Linked DNA regions of Homo sapiens: region 2 is linked to region 1. Evidence: chromatin loops called from intact Hi-C (ENCODE). Cell type or tissue: sigmoid colon. All regions are shown on one strand. Links, peaks and the distances in the headings refer to the core of each region. The heading gives the core; the rest is flanking DNA. Region 1 has its middle 91 kb from the start of PROK2. Region 2 has its middle 100 kb from the start of LINC00870.

The links. A loop is a pair of places that touch in the nucleus more often than their neighbours do. Peaks named below come from ENCODE experiments on the same cell type or tissue, not always from the same donor. Only the 100,000 strongest peaks of a DNase experiment are listed, where the experiment ranks them.
Region 2: a loop joins it to region 1, with 2.9 times the contacts of the local background. A loop is called at or near these places in 36 of 110 quality-filtered maps.

The regions. Positions count from the first base shown.
Region 1 is chr3:71,872,491-71,878,873 of GRCh38, reverse strand. No RefSeq gene overlaps it. Among named protein-coding and RNA genes, the nearest start is that of PROK2, 91 kb to the right of the region's middle. RefSeq lists enhancers at 641-1,572, 2,503-3,434, 5,380-5,916. In sigmoid colon, for the core only: a CTCF peak has its summit at 3,321 (motif pointing left); a DNase peak (open chromatin) is centred at 3,293.
Region 2 is chr3:72,252,857-72,259,239 of GRCh38, reverse strand. No RefSeq gene overlaps it. Among named protein-coding and RNA genes, the nearest start is that of LINC00870, 100 kb to the right of the region's middle. In sigmoid colon, for the core only: no CTCF peak of the experiment used is centred there; a DNase peak (open chromatin) is centred at 2,949.

The sequences.
Region 1 (6,383 bases), core at 2,326-4,825:
GCAGCAAGCTGCTTTATGCTAACAATAGTGCATAGATTAAGTATAGTTCCCTCTGAATCCAAATGTAAATGACGTTTGAGAGACCTTCAAGATTTCAGGAAATGTGACACACGTATATCTTCAAATGCAAGTTTGAACAGGAGGAATAACGTTCACTAATAGCTCACATTTGTAGGAACTGAGACTTAAGGCCAACCCAGTAATTATGCAAGTAACCCATATATAGTGCTTCCTAGGTGTTAGGCATTGCGGTGAGGGTTTTATGTGCATTAACTCATTCAGTCCTCACAATCACAACCCTAGGACATGGCTATGATGGTTGTTATGATTTCATTTTACATATCGGGAAATATGGAGAGGAAAAGCACAGTCCTGACTCAAGGCATCTCTAACTCTGATGGTTTGAGGGGTGTGTGTATAGAAGGTAAAGGAGAGAAGAAGTGATTCCAAATGACGGTGTCTCGTGTTCTGTGTCCTAGTTTTCCTCGGCATCAGCACCGCAGCACCTCCAAGCTGCACATGTGCACTGGCAGCCTGGTTTCTGCTGCAGCCCCCTCTATTCATCATTCATTCAACTTAAGGCATTGAAAAATTCTATTAAAGTGCAAATCTTACCCTGGAGGGAAAATTCACAAGAACCGTAACCTGTAAAGTAAGTATTGTTATCCCATTTTACAGATGAGAAAAGTGAGCTCGGGGATGTTACGAGACTTACCTAAGCGATAAACTAGTAAATACTGAGAAGGGAGAGTCCAGATACAGCATTACAACTCTGAGAGTTCTGGCAAGCTAGAAAATACTAGAAAAGCACTGAATATTGAGTTTATGTCTGAATGTGAGGCAGGAGAGCGGGGAGCGAGTTATTGTAAGAGGACGTTGGAAGAATCTTGAGCAGAGAGGGGTGGGAAGAGACTTGGTGCTGGCTGCCCTTACCCTCCTGCTTCTAGTCCATATGCTGTGTCACCAGTGTCCTGGCAGAACCAACAGGCATTCCACTCACTTCTAGCAGGCTCTGAAGCTCCCCAGAGGACCCCCTTGCCTCACTGGAGTCCCCAGGGCCCATCTGGGGTCGGTCTCTGTCAGGAAGCCAGAGCAAATTTCTTACCCTTCCTCCCAGTTTTCCTGGTCTAGGCCTGTTTCTCTTTCCTGTGTCATTTGTCACCTTCCCCAGGAAGGTTATCTGAGGATGCAGAGAGGTAGAAAGTTGTCAGCTGTGATGCCTGCAGGCCAGGTGGGGAGGAAACGCTCTCTCCAAACCCCTTCCCAGCAAGCCTGGGTCCTGGCTCCCCCTGTCAGAGGCGCGTGAACCAGAACAACTCCATCTTGAATAGGAGCTGGGTAAAATGAGGCCGAAACCTGCTGTGCTGCATTCCCAGACGGTTAAGGCATTCTAAGTCTCAGGATGAGATGGGAGGTCAGCATAAAATACAGGTCACAAAGACCTTGCTGATAAAACACTTTGCAGTAAAGAAACCGGCCCAAGCCCACCAAAACCAAGATGGTGATGAGGGTGACCTCTGGTCGTCCTCACTGTTACACTCCCACAAGCACCATGACAGTTTACAAATGCCATGGCGACATCAGGAAGTTTACCCTATGGGGTCTAAAAAGGGGAGGCACGAAGAATCCACCCCTTGTTTAGCATATCATCAAGAAATAACCATAAAAATGGGCAACCAACAGCCCTCAGGGCTGTTCTATCTATGGAGAAGTCATTCTTTTGTTCCTTTACTTTCCTAATAAACTTGCTTTCACTTTACTGACTCGCCCTGAATTCTTTCTTGGGCAAGATCCAAGAACCCTCTCTTGGGGTCTGGATTGTGAACCCTTTCCTACAGCACCCCCATCTCAGGGTACCATCCCTCCAGTCTCCTCCCTGGGGTGGCCCCTGGGCCAAGAGGCCAGGAAGAGAGCTCTCCTTTGATCACTCCCTTGTCAAAGCAAAAGGATTAAGATCCTACCACTTCCAGCTCAGCAATTCTCGGAAGATCACTCCATGCCCTCCTTTCCACCTGTATGACACGGGGATAATGACAATGTCTTCCTGGGCTGGGTACGAGGATGCAATTAGTTAATCCATGGAAAGTACTCTCAGCCCAGTGCCTGGCACCTATGCCCAATCAATTGTTCAGCATTGTTAGTGCTGTTATTATCTATAGTTGAGAAGTAATAATACCAGTTGCAGTTATCTCAGGCTACACTCCATATTTTTACCACTTCGCTTTTCTTCTCAGACACACACATAAACACACCCCACTTAATGGCAGAGGGTTGCAGCTTTACAAGCAGAACCAGCAAAGGGAACTCAGTTTAACTCTGGCCTGTGCCCAACTCAAAGGGTGGCCTTCAGCAAATAAACACTCCTCTTTGGGCTTCCATCAGGACGTGTAATTTATCTGGAAATAGCTCAAGTGAAGTGTCAGGGGTCACAACTTAAAGAGCTCAGGCCAAATCCAATTGTCAGAGAAGTTCTTGGGCCAACACTGTGCTCTGAAAATGGAGCAACAGGTTAGGGGCTGTGGTTCACGCCTGTAATCCCAACACTTTGGGAGGCAGAAGTGGGTGGATTGCTTGAGCCCACGAGTTCAGGATCAGCTTGGGCAACATGATGAACCCTCATCTCTATAAAAACAACAAAAAAGAAAAATACAAAAATTAGCCAGGCATGGTGGCATGTGCCTGTACTCTCAGCTACTCTGGAGGCTGAGGTGGGAGGATCACCTGAGCCTGGGAGGCGGAGGTTGCAGTGAGCCATGATCGTGCCACTGCACTCCAGCCTCGGCAACAGAGTAAGACCCTGTCTCAAGAAAAAAAAAATGGGGTGACATCACATCACAGTCCAGATATCTGGCTCCTCCCAGCATTTGGGGTGATCCGGTGGAGCCAGGAAGAGCTTTGCGAGGCATCTTTAGCCTTTCAGCCAATTCTCCTCTTTCCTCCTGCTCATGCAATCATTCCCTACCTGGCCCCTAGAGGCCTTTGACTTTGTGACCCTCTGAACCCACTAAATTCTCAGGTGGTTTCCGCTTTCAAATTCAGCAGTTGAAACCTCAGTTCTGACTTGCAGGGCTGGGAAGGATTTGTCTCCCTGCTGCAGGGGGTTAAGTGGCTGCTTTTGAAAGGACAAAGCTAGAGATGACTCGATAAGATAAGGAGCTCTGTTTTCAGGAGGAAAGAACAGGATTTTGTTGTGATCCAGAGGATAACAGTCTGAGCCTCTCATTCATCAGCCCATCCCTCCTCCCTCCCCTTAGCAGGCGCTCAGGGCCACCATGGGATGTGTCTGCAGCTGCTGCCATCTGCTGGGGCATAAAGTTGCTGCAGCCTGCCTGGGGATGGCATTTCTAGGGTTTGCACAGGTGTTTCCTGCCAAGCCCCGAATGATAGCTCTTGTCCCAGTAGAGGCAGTGGGCTCACCGCTACAGTTGCTGGTATTTATCAAGCACCTGCTATGAGCCAAATACTATTTTAGAAATTCCATGAGTTTTCCTACTAATCCATTTGCTAGAATAGAAGCCCACATGGGCAGGGAGTTTTGTCTCTTTTCTTCACAGCAGCAGCCCTTGTGCCTGGAACAGTGCCTGGCACAAGGAAGGAACTTGGTACAGGTGGGTTGCATGAGAACAAGTGTAAAGACAGATTGTGTCGTTATGTCCATTTTATGGATGAGGAAATTGTCACTCAGAGACACAAAGGCTCAAGGTACTATGGGTAAACCTGTGGGAGAAGCTGAAACATTCCTGGTGTGGGCAGAGCTTGTCTATCACTGCAGGTGATTTTGAAGATGGTCAAGACAGGCAACAGGTAGGAATGAACACCTCAGGTAGCCAGGGTCCTTTGAAGTTCAGAAAACCCAGGGTGCAAACCATCAGGAAACTAAGCCAAATCCACGAAATGTTGCAATGGGGCCCGGGGACCTGGCCAGGGCAAGAGGCCCTTCACATGTGTTTTGTGTGTGTTTTTTGAATTAGGAAACTTAATTTTTTTTTGAACAGTTTTAAATTTACAGAACAACTGAGTGGAAAGTACAGGGAGTTCCCATATATGCTCTCACGCCTACCCACACATATGCACACACAGCCATTTTCCCTATTACTAACATCTTGCATCAGCATGAAACATTTGCTACAATTGATGAGCCAATATTGATAACATGATTTTTAACTAAAGTTCATAGATTGCATTAGGGTTCATTAGGGTTCACTTGGTGATGAACATTCTGAGTTTTGAAAAATGCGTGATGTCATATATCCACCATTACAGAATCACACAAAATAGCTCCATTCCTTAAAAATCCCCTGTGCTCCACTTATTTTATTTTATTTTTTTCAGACAGGAGTTTTGCTCTTGTCACCCAGGCTGGAGTGCAATGGCATGATCTCGGCTCACTGCAAGCTCCGCCTCCCAGGTTCAAGCGATTCTCCTGCCTCAGCATCCCAAGTAGCTGGAATTACAGGTGCCTGCCACCACACCCGGCTAGTTTTTTGTATTTTTAGTAGAGATGGGTTTCTCCACGTTGGCCAGCTGGTCTCGAACTCCTGACCTCAGGTGATCTGCCCACCTCAGCCTCCTAAAGTGCTGGGATTACAGGTGTGAGCCACCGCGCCGAGCCCGTGCTCCACCTATTTATCCTTCCCTCTCCTCCAGCCCCTGGCCGCCGCTGATCTTTTTACTATTTCTATAGTTTTGCCTTTTCTAGAATGTTATATACTTAGAATCATACAGTATACAGCCTTTTCAGATTGGCTTCTTTAACGTAATAATATGCATTTAAGGTTTCTCCATATCTTTCCATGGCTTACTAGCTCATTTCTTTTTATCACTGAATAATATCCCATTGAATGGATGTGCCACAGTTTGTTTATCCATTCACCCATTAAAGGACATCTTGGTTGCTGCTGCTTTTTTTGGAGATGGAGTCTCACTCTTACTGAGACTGGAGTGAAGTGGCGTGATCTCAGCTCACTGCAACTTCCACCTCCCGGGTTCAAGTGATTTTCCTGCCTCAGCCCCCTGGGTAGCTGGGATTACAGATGCCTGCCACCACACCTGGCTAATTTTTGAATTTTTAGTAGAGACAAGGTTTCACCACCTTGGCCAGGCTAGTCTCAAACTCCTGATCTCAAATGATCTGCCAATCTCAACCTCCCAGTGTGTTGGGATTACAGGCGTGAGCCACTGCACCCGGCCACATTTGGTTGCTTCTAAGTTTGGCAATTATGAATAAAGTTTCAATAAACATCTGTGTGCATGTTTTTGTGTAGACATAAGTTTTCAACTCACTGCGTAAATACTTAAGAACCCAATTGCTGGATTGCATGGTAAGTTTTGTAAGAAACTGCCAGATGGTTTTCCAAAGTGGCTGTACTCTGTTGTGCTTCTGAACATAGCTCTTAGATCAGGCCTGCTGGCCAGGGTTTTCCCATTCTCGAAGTAGAGGTTAGGCCTGGGAGTCCTCTGGTCCCATCGGCAGTCTGCCCTTTTGCTGAGCCAAATCCACTTCCTCTGGTGAAAGGTGCAAGAAAAGCGCTTTTCTTTTCATCCTACAAAGAGGGACCTACTTTAGATGAGGTATAATGCTGTGGCAATCCCGGATGTTTGAAATTCCCAAGTCATCCCCTCAGGCTGGTGAAGGGGCCCACGGCTCTCAAGAGTCAACCTGTGCCTTTGGTTCAGAATACTTGACCTGAGTGTGCGCGTGTGGGTTGAAGAAAACAGCTACTGTTTTGATGTGCGGTACTTTTGGTTCCTGCCTAAAACCGTGATGAAACCAGTGCCTCTGGAATCAAAATATCCAGCTCTTGTTCCCTTTCCACTCTTTCTACAAGGTCAACAAGTTAGGTAACAGTTTAATTTGCATCATTCCAAAATTTAGAGTAATTAGAATATTAAAATTTAGGGTAATTAGGGAGATAATGGAACTATAAGCATGCCAGGAGTTTATTTTACTTTTCTTCTCTCTTTTTTTTTTTTTTTTAAAGGCTATGAAAAATCAGATATGACCCCTTTAACGTTACTTTAAAAACACAATTTTAAAGGTAGGCTAATATGAAACTGAAACTATAGGAAAGAAAGGGCTTTCTTAGTTATGCTTTTGACATTATTTTCCAGAATCCAAAATGCCATGTTTGCTTGCTTCTACACAATGGCATCTCCTCTCCCTGCCTCCCCCAAAAAACAAAAACCAACCAATCTAAAAAACTTTATATTCCACCAATAACTTGGAGCAAGTCATTTAATCATCAGCTTATTTTTAAAGGCTAATGTTCTTTGGTGATTGCCTAGGAAAACTCAGAGACTCTCACTTGAACTACTTCAATCTGTGAAGAGGAAAAAAATACTTTTGTTTTGCTGGTCGGAGGAGGGTTTATTTATGTGTCTCA
Region 2 (6,383 bases), core at 1,567-4,066, 380 kb before region 1:
CTTTTGCTTTAGCCAAACGTTGTATTTCCCCTAGGGACCATCCACTGGGCAGAAAGCTCTGAGCTCCTGGCCCATGGGATGAGAATTCTAGCCAGGTGTGTTTCCCAAGCACAGGAAAGAATTTGCCTGGTGGGAGGAAATCGGGCCTGGCCGTGTTCATGGGCCGGGCTCGGTTTTCTCCAACTCTTTAGAGAGAAGAGAAAAGCACCACCCCCTCCCTTCAGAAGCCAGGGCAGCCTCCAGCTGGCAGCCGGTGCCCACGTGCACAGCCAGGACCTGCGTGCAGCTGCCCCCTCCTTGGGCTGCCTGCCCTCCTGTTGTTTCCCCAAGGGCCCCCATAGAGCAAGGCCCTCTCTGGGAGCTGCCAGAGGGTGGGTTGCTTCCTCCAAGCCCTCCTCCCTTCCTGTGTACCTTCTGCTACTTCCTCTTCCCACCCCACACCCCCCACCTTCCTATTTCTTTGTCATCCTTTCTTCTCTGGGCTCCTTGGGGAGGGGTGGGGTTTTGGTCAGGATTATTCCCACATCTCCCCTCAGAACGACTGGCTGGGTTTGCAGTGTGTTGAGGGGGGCTTTTCCCTCCTCCTTCCTTTGGGTCTGTTCCCTCTTGTGTTTGCTTTGATCTCCAACGGATGCCGACAAGTGGACGGGCCCACCCACTGATCTCTTTCAGTGTGGCTGAAAAGAAGTGTTTTCATGTTCTTAGGGCTCGTTGCTCTTGCTGCCTGTGGAAGGGAGCGATGCTGGCTGGCGATGGAGCTGCTGGAACCCTGCAGATGGAAAGAGCTGGCAGTGCTGGCTGGGTTGTTATGAGGGGGCTGATGGTGGGCGTGTGGGTTTGCTGCGGACCGAGGGTTGGAGACAGGCAGGGTGCTGGGGTGGGATGGCAGCTGGTGAAATTGGACAGATCCCTGAGAAAATGTAGCAGGCTCTCTCAGGAGGGATTTCCAGGAGCTGCTGTCTGGAAGCTTCCCAAATACCTGCCATTCAGGAGGAGATGCAAATGAGGAAACAGGCCAGTGGAGCACTTGGGTTCAAGTTCTGAGTATGTTACTACCTGACTATGAGGCCTTGAGTAAATAAATGAATAAATAAATAAAACACCCAGTCCTTCTGTGCCAGCACTTTCTGAGTCCTCAATTGGATAAGTGGACACCCCTTCCACTTAGTTTGGGAGTTCATGGTATCAGCTCTTGCTGCATAAAAAGAACCCCCCAAACTTAGTGGCTTGTAACAACCACCATTTATTTAGCTCATGATGCTGTGTGTAACTCAGCGTTTGAGCTGGGTTCTGCTGGGTGGTTCTTCAGCATTGACTAGGCTCACTCATCCATCTGTGGTTAACTGCCGGGGCTGCTAAGGGCTGGCTGGTCCAGGCTGACCCAGCTGAGACAGTGTCTGTGTTCCATGAGCTTTTCATCCTTTAACAGGCTACCCCAGGGAGTCTCTGGACTCCAGGACAGAAGGACACAAAACCTTTTCAGACCTAGACCTAGGCCTGTCATGGTGCCACTGCTGCATCATTCTGTAGGTCAAAGCAAGTTACAAGGCCAGCCCAGACTCAAGGAGTGGAGAAACAAATTTCACCTTTTGATGGGAAAAGCAACAAAGTCACATTGAAAAGTCTGACTGCAGATACAGAGGGTGGAATAGTTTTGGCCATTTTTGCAAACAATCTGCTACACTTGTGAAATAATAGGCTCAAAATCACTTGGAAGAGCAGAAAGTCTTTACTGCAAAGAAAGATGCGAAGGGCAGAAAATCAGCTTAATCCCACAATCCCAAGGAACGCATTGAGAATGTATTTGTCTGTGTAATCCAGTCATTTCTCAGGCTCATGTAATGGTGTTTTGGGTGGAGTAGGAACCAGAATTTGAACGACCAGATGAACAGAATTAGATGAGAATCCTTTTTCTGGTTGTCTATTTGCAGCCTCTAAGAAGTGAAGTCTCCTGACTCATCCACATTTGAGTTTGGACATATGCTACTGGGACTAATGAATTTAGATAGCTTGGATGGTGGTCCAGTTTCGGGGACCCCCATGATGGGGGATGGTGTCTTTCGTGGTAAACAAGATATCTGACAGCATAAACAGCACAGGGAGGAGCTCTGGGTACTGTATAATGAATACAAGAAACTACCCTACCTCACAGTGGCATATGTGTTTTCTGGAAAGTCACAGCTGTCAACTGAAGGGGAGACATCTCTAAACTCAAATGCTTCAGGGGCTTAAGCAGCTTTGCTGTGTGACCCCTCTAAGTGAGTGTGATGCGGAGAGCATGTCATTCATTTCTTCCAGTTGATGATAGGACTTGCTGGCCACCGGGAGCTGGTGCCAGGAGAGATTTGGGTTTCTGGAGGATGGTGGATTTTCATCTCCAGCAGCACCAGCAAGGAAACAGCAGTTTCAGTGCAAAGAGCTGCGAAATCCCAGCCTTCCTAGCCTCATGGCACCTGGGTCTCTTTCACAGATACACGCAAGCAGTGTTGGAGCCGGAACTGGCCTCTAGAAATGTCGACCAGTTGTCATCCTCACCAGCAGACTACCGGAGTGTTTATTTCTCTTCTGCTTTCGCCAGCTCTGGACATTCTCACTAAAAAATAAAACAACAAATCCTGCATGGCTTTAAGAAGTCTCTTTATACATATGCATACATAGAAGCCGAAGGGTCCCGAAGCCATTCTGATTGGGCAACAATTTGGAAGACAAATGATGACAGCCACATTATGGGGCATGGCCAACCGACTGCCATCCTGCTTGAGAGGGTCCAGCAAGCTGCACACATTTGAATGTTCACTCGGGAGAGCGCTCCTCTCTTCCTCTTCAATTACCCAGCATGGTTACATGGTGCTTTTCACTCACCAAGCCCTGGAGGTTAATTACTCCACACGGTGCCTTTTACCAGCAGGAGGTGTGCCTTGGCAGTCCTCAGCCCTGCACGTGGCCTGCCCAGATGGGTGGCACATCCCGCCCTCGCTGGCTGCTGGGTTTCAGTTTGTTTTTGTTTATGTTGGCTCTGTTTCAACAGAGCCTACAGATGTGGTCAAACTGGAAAGGGGGTGGGGGACTAGAAGCAAAGGGGGGAAATAAAGGCGCCAATCATTTCTGATATCATCTGATCTGAGCAGAACTTTTTGAAGGGGGCAGTGAGAAAAGCCAGGCTTGGTCTGGGCCTCTGCTGCTTTCTATTTTCGGTCTCGTCTCCATCCCACCCAGAGAGTGGGAAGCCCAGGCACTGGGGCTCACCTTAAAGAGCCCGCGCAGAGCTTGCTCGAAGCAGCTCTGATTTCCAGGCCACAGGCAGGAACGGCTTGGCTCATTGGCCTCTTCTCCTCTTGGGGCTCCATGGGACTGGCTTAGTCCTAATGAGAGCTGGCAGACAGAGAGGAAGCAGGGTTGACAGAGAGCTGACTGCCCCTCCCCAGGCAGACTTTTCACCTGGCAGGTAAAAACCATCCCAATTAGCTGCCACAGCAAGGCTGAGCCTGGAGCTCACAGCCCATCCTGTCACCTGCCTTCCCTGGTGGCGGAAGCAGAAGCAAGACTGGGGGGCATGGTGGGTGGGTGGGGGGCTGTAGGCTGTGGGTGTGTGGGAGGACCCAGTTCCCGGAAGAGGCTGCACTTTCTCTGGGGTTTCCACAAAGCCCAGGAGATCTCTTCTGGGACAAACCCTTGCCCCAGCAGGCTTGGGGAGGGGCAATGAAAGAGTTAAGGCCCTCACTTCTTCACCCACCTCCCTGCTCCCCTATGACTGTTCCAGTGGCCCCCCCTTCCTTGTGGGGCTCCTGCGGCTTCCACAGGGAGCCAGGCAGGGCCCTGCCCTTGGCTACATCTGCCAAATGCAAATAGTTGCTAAAGTTATTTAGTGTGTCCTCACGGCTCCTTTTTGTCACTGGTGTTCCCTAGGCAACTGCTGCTGGAATGCAGTCAACTTCTAGAGGTTCTTCACAGGCAGGAATAGAAAATGGCTCTTGCTCACTTCTTGTTTGGGGGCTTCTCTGAGTGGATCCTTACATTGGGAACTAGAGTCCTTGTTTTTCTTATTTGAAAAGAGGACAGCGAGAGAAAGCTGACCAAACTGCCCTCTAGAAGTGGAGGAGGTGGAAATTCAGGGTCCCTTTGCTACTTTCGCTGGATGGAGGTGACCAGGGCTACAGAGAATGGCCTTCAACATGTTTATTTCCTTCTGCCAAGACCTTCCCACAGGAGCGACCTTCCCATAGAGCAAGAGAGGTTTCTCTCTTCTTTCTAAAGATTATACAGATCAGTCAACTTTATCTTAAAGCTATATTTCTCATATAAGCAAAACATTTCTTATAAAAAGTTGGAAAATACAGATAAAGTATAAAAAAGGGAAAAATCTCTATACACATTTCCCATAATCCCATCATCCACAGATGATCACTATTAACATTTTGATTACATGCTTATATTTGTATAGACGTCTTATACAAATTACCCCCAAACCCAATGGTTTTACAGCGGTTCTCAAACATTTTTGGTCTCAGGACACTTTTACACTTGTAAAGTCATTAAGGACCTCAAAGAACTTTTGCTAGGTCAGCTATATCTATCAATATTTACTGTATAGGAAATTAAAGCTGAGATAATTTTAGAATGAAGAATGCACACACATGTATTCTATTAACTGTCACAGCAATAATGTTATTACACATCATATAACCTATGGGAAAGTCCACTGTACACTCTTGAGAGTGAACAAGGCAAATAACATGTTAGTAGTATTAGCAAAAGAGTTTGGACTTTGCAGATCCTCTACTAGGGCCTCAGGGACTCCCCAGGAGTTCCCAGATCCCAGACCATGCTTTGAGAACTGCTGATTTTAAAACATTTAGAATTTGCTATTGCTTATGAGACCTCTGGTCAGCTGGAGGGCTCTTCTGATCTTGACTGAGCTCATTGGTGTATCTATAATCAAGTGTGACAGGTGAGTGGCTCTGCTGAACTTGGTGACTCCCTTATGTATTTGAGGGTTAGCTGGTTAGAGTCAGATCGAAGATGGCCTCAGTTGAGACTGCTAAGCTCTCCTCCATGGGGTCTCTCATCCTCCAGTAGGCTAGGCTGGGTTTGTGCACATGTCAATGTCAAGATTTTGAGAGCTGGAACAAGAGCAAGAGTGAGAAGGCAAGGTGGGTGGGGAGGGGGAAGAGAGAGAGTCTGAGAGAGAGAGAGAGAGAGAGAGAGAGAGTGCAGGAGTGCTCATGGCTTCTTGAGGTCTAAAGACAGGAGCACTGACTGTCAATTTCTCTATATTCTATTGACCAAAGTGACTCGCATGGCCAGGAGGTGCAAAATAGACTCTACCTCTTTTTGGGAATTGTGGCAAAGTCACATTATAAGGGGCATGGATAAGGGGAAGGGAATAATTGTGGCTATTTTTGCAGTCTACCACATACCTTATGTTTGCTTAATGGCTGCATTATTTTCCACTGAATGGACATGCTATAATTTATTCAGTCCTGATTGCTGGACATCAAGGTTGATTTTAATTTTCTCCTAATATGAATGAGGCTAGAATGAGCATTCTTGTGCATGAATTCCTAGAAGGGAAATTGTAGCAATAAAAGGTATGAGCTCTGTTAAGGTTCTCCATCCATTCTGCCAAATCTCTCTCCAGAGAGCCCGCACCAGTTTATGTTCTCACCAGCAAAGGAGGAGGAGACTGCCTGTTGAGAGACTGATTTCTGCAAGTGTGTGTGTGTGAAATCAATCACTTGTTAAAAACTGTTCTTTATGCCAAGTGTAGACAAGGCCTGTGGTCCTCAGTAATTAATTCTGCGGAGTGAAGAGCTACTCTTCAGCCTCCTTCACAGAAATGGCCACAGCTTGAAGAGACTGCTGGGGAGGAGGCTTGTTGGTAGACTGCTGGTTCTGAGTCCATCTATGGGCATCACTTTCCTTTCTAGACCCTCACTGGTCTTAAATAGTTATTTGTTAGAGATTCAAGATGCATCTCTTCCCAAGAGAACAAGAACTATCTTTTTTTTCTTAAAAAATAAAAAAAGGTAATCAAGAGTGCTAGAAATAGGGGACTGAGCTCAGGAATGGAGTCCTTAGCCCTTGGTGAAACAGTTTGACCTTGGTTGTGTGATGGTGAGGCTCTGTGTATGGGCCAGTTGACTGAGGGCAGAATCCACAAATCTGAAGTTATCCCTGTGTGCCTTACCCACTGATATGGTTTGGCTGTGTTCCCACCCAAATCTCATCTTGAATTGTAGCTCCCACAATCCCCATGTGTCATGGGAGGGACCTGGTGAGAGGTAATTGAATCACAGCGGGGGTCTTTCCCGTGCTGTTCTTATGTTAGTGAATAAGTCACATGAGATCTGATGGCTTTATAAGGGGGAGTTTCCCTACACAAA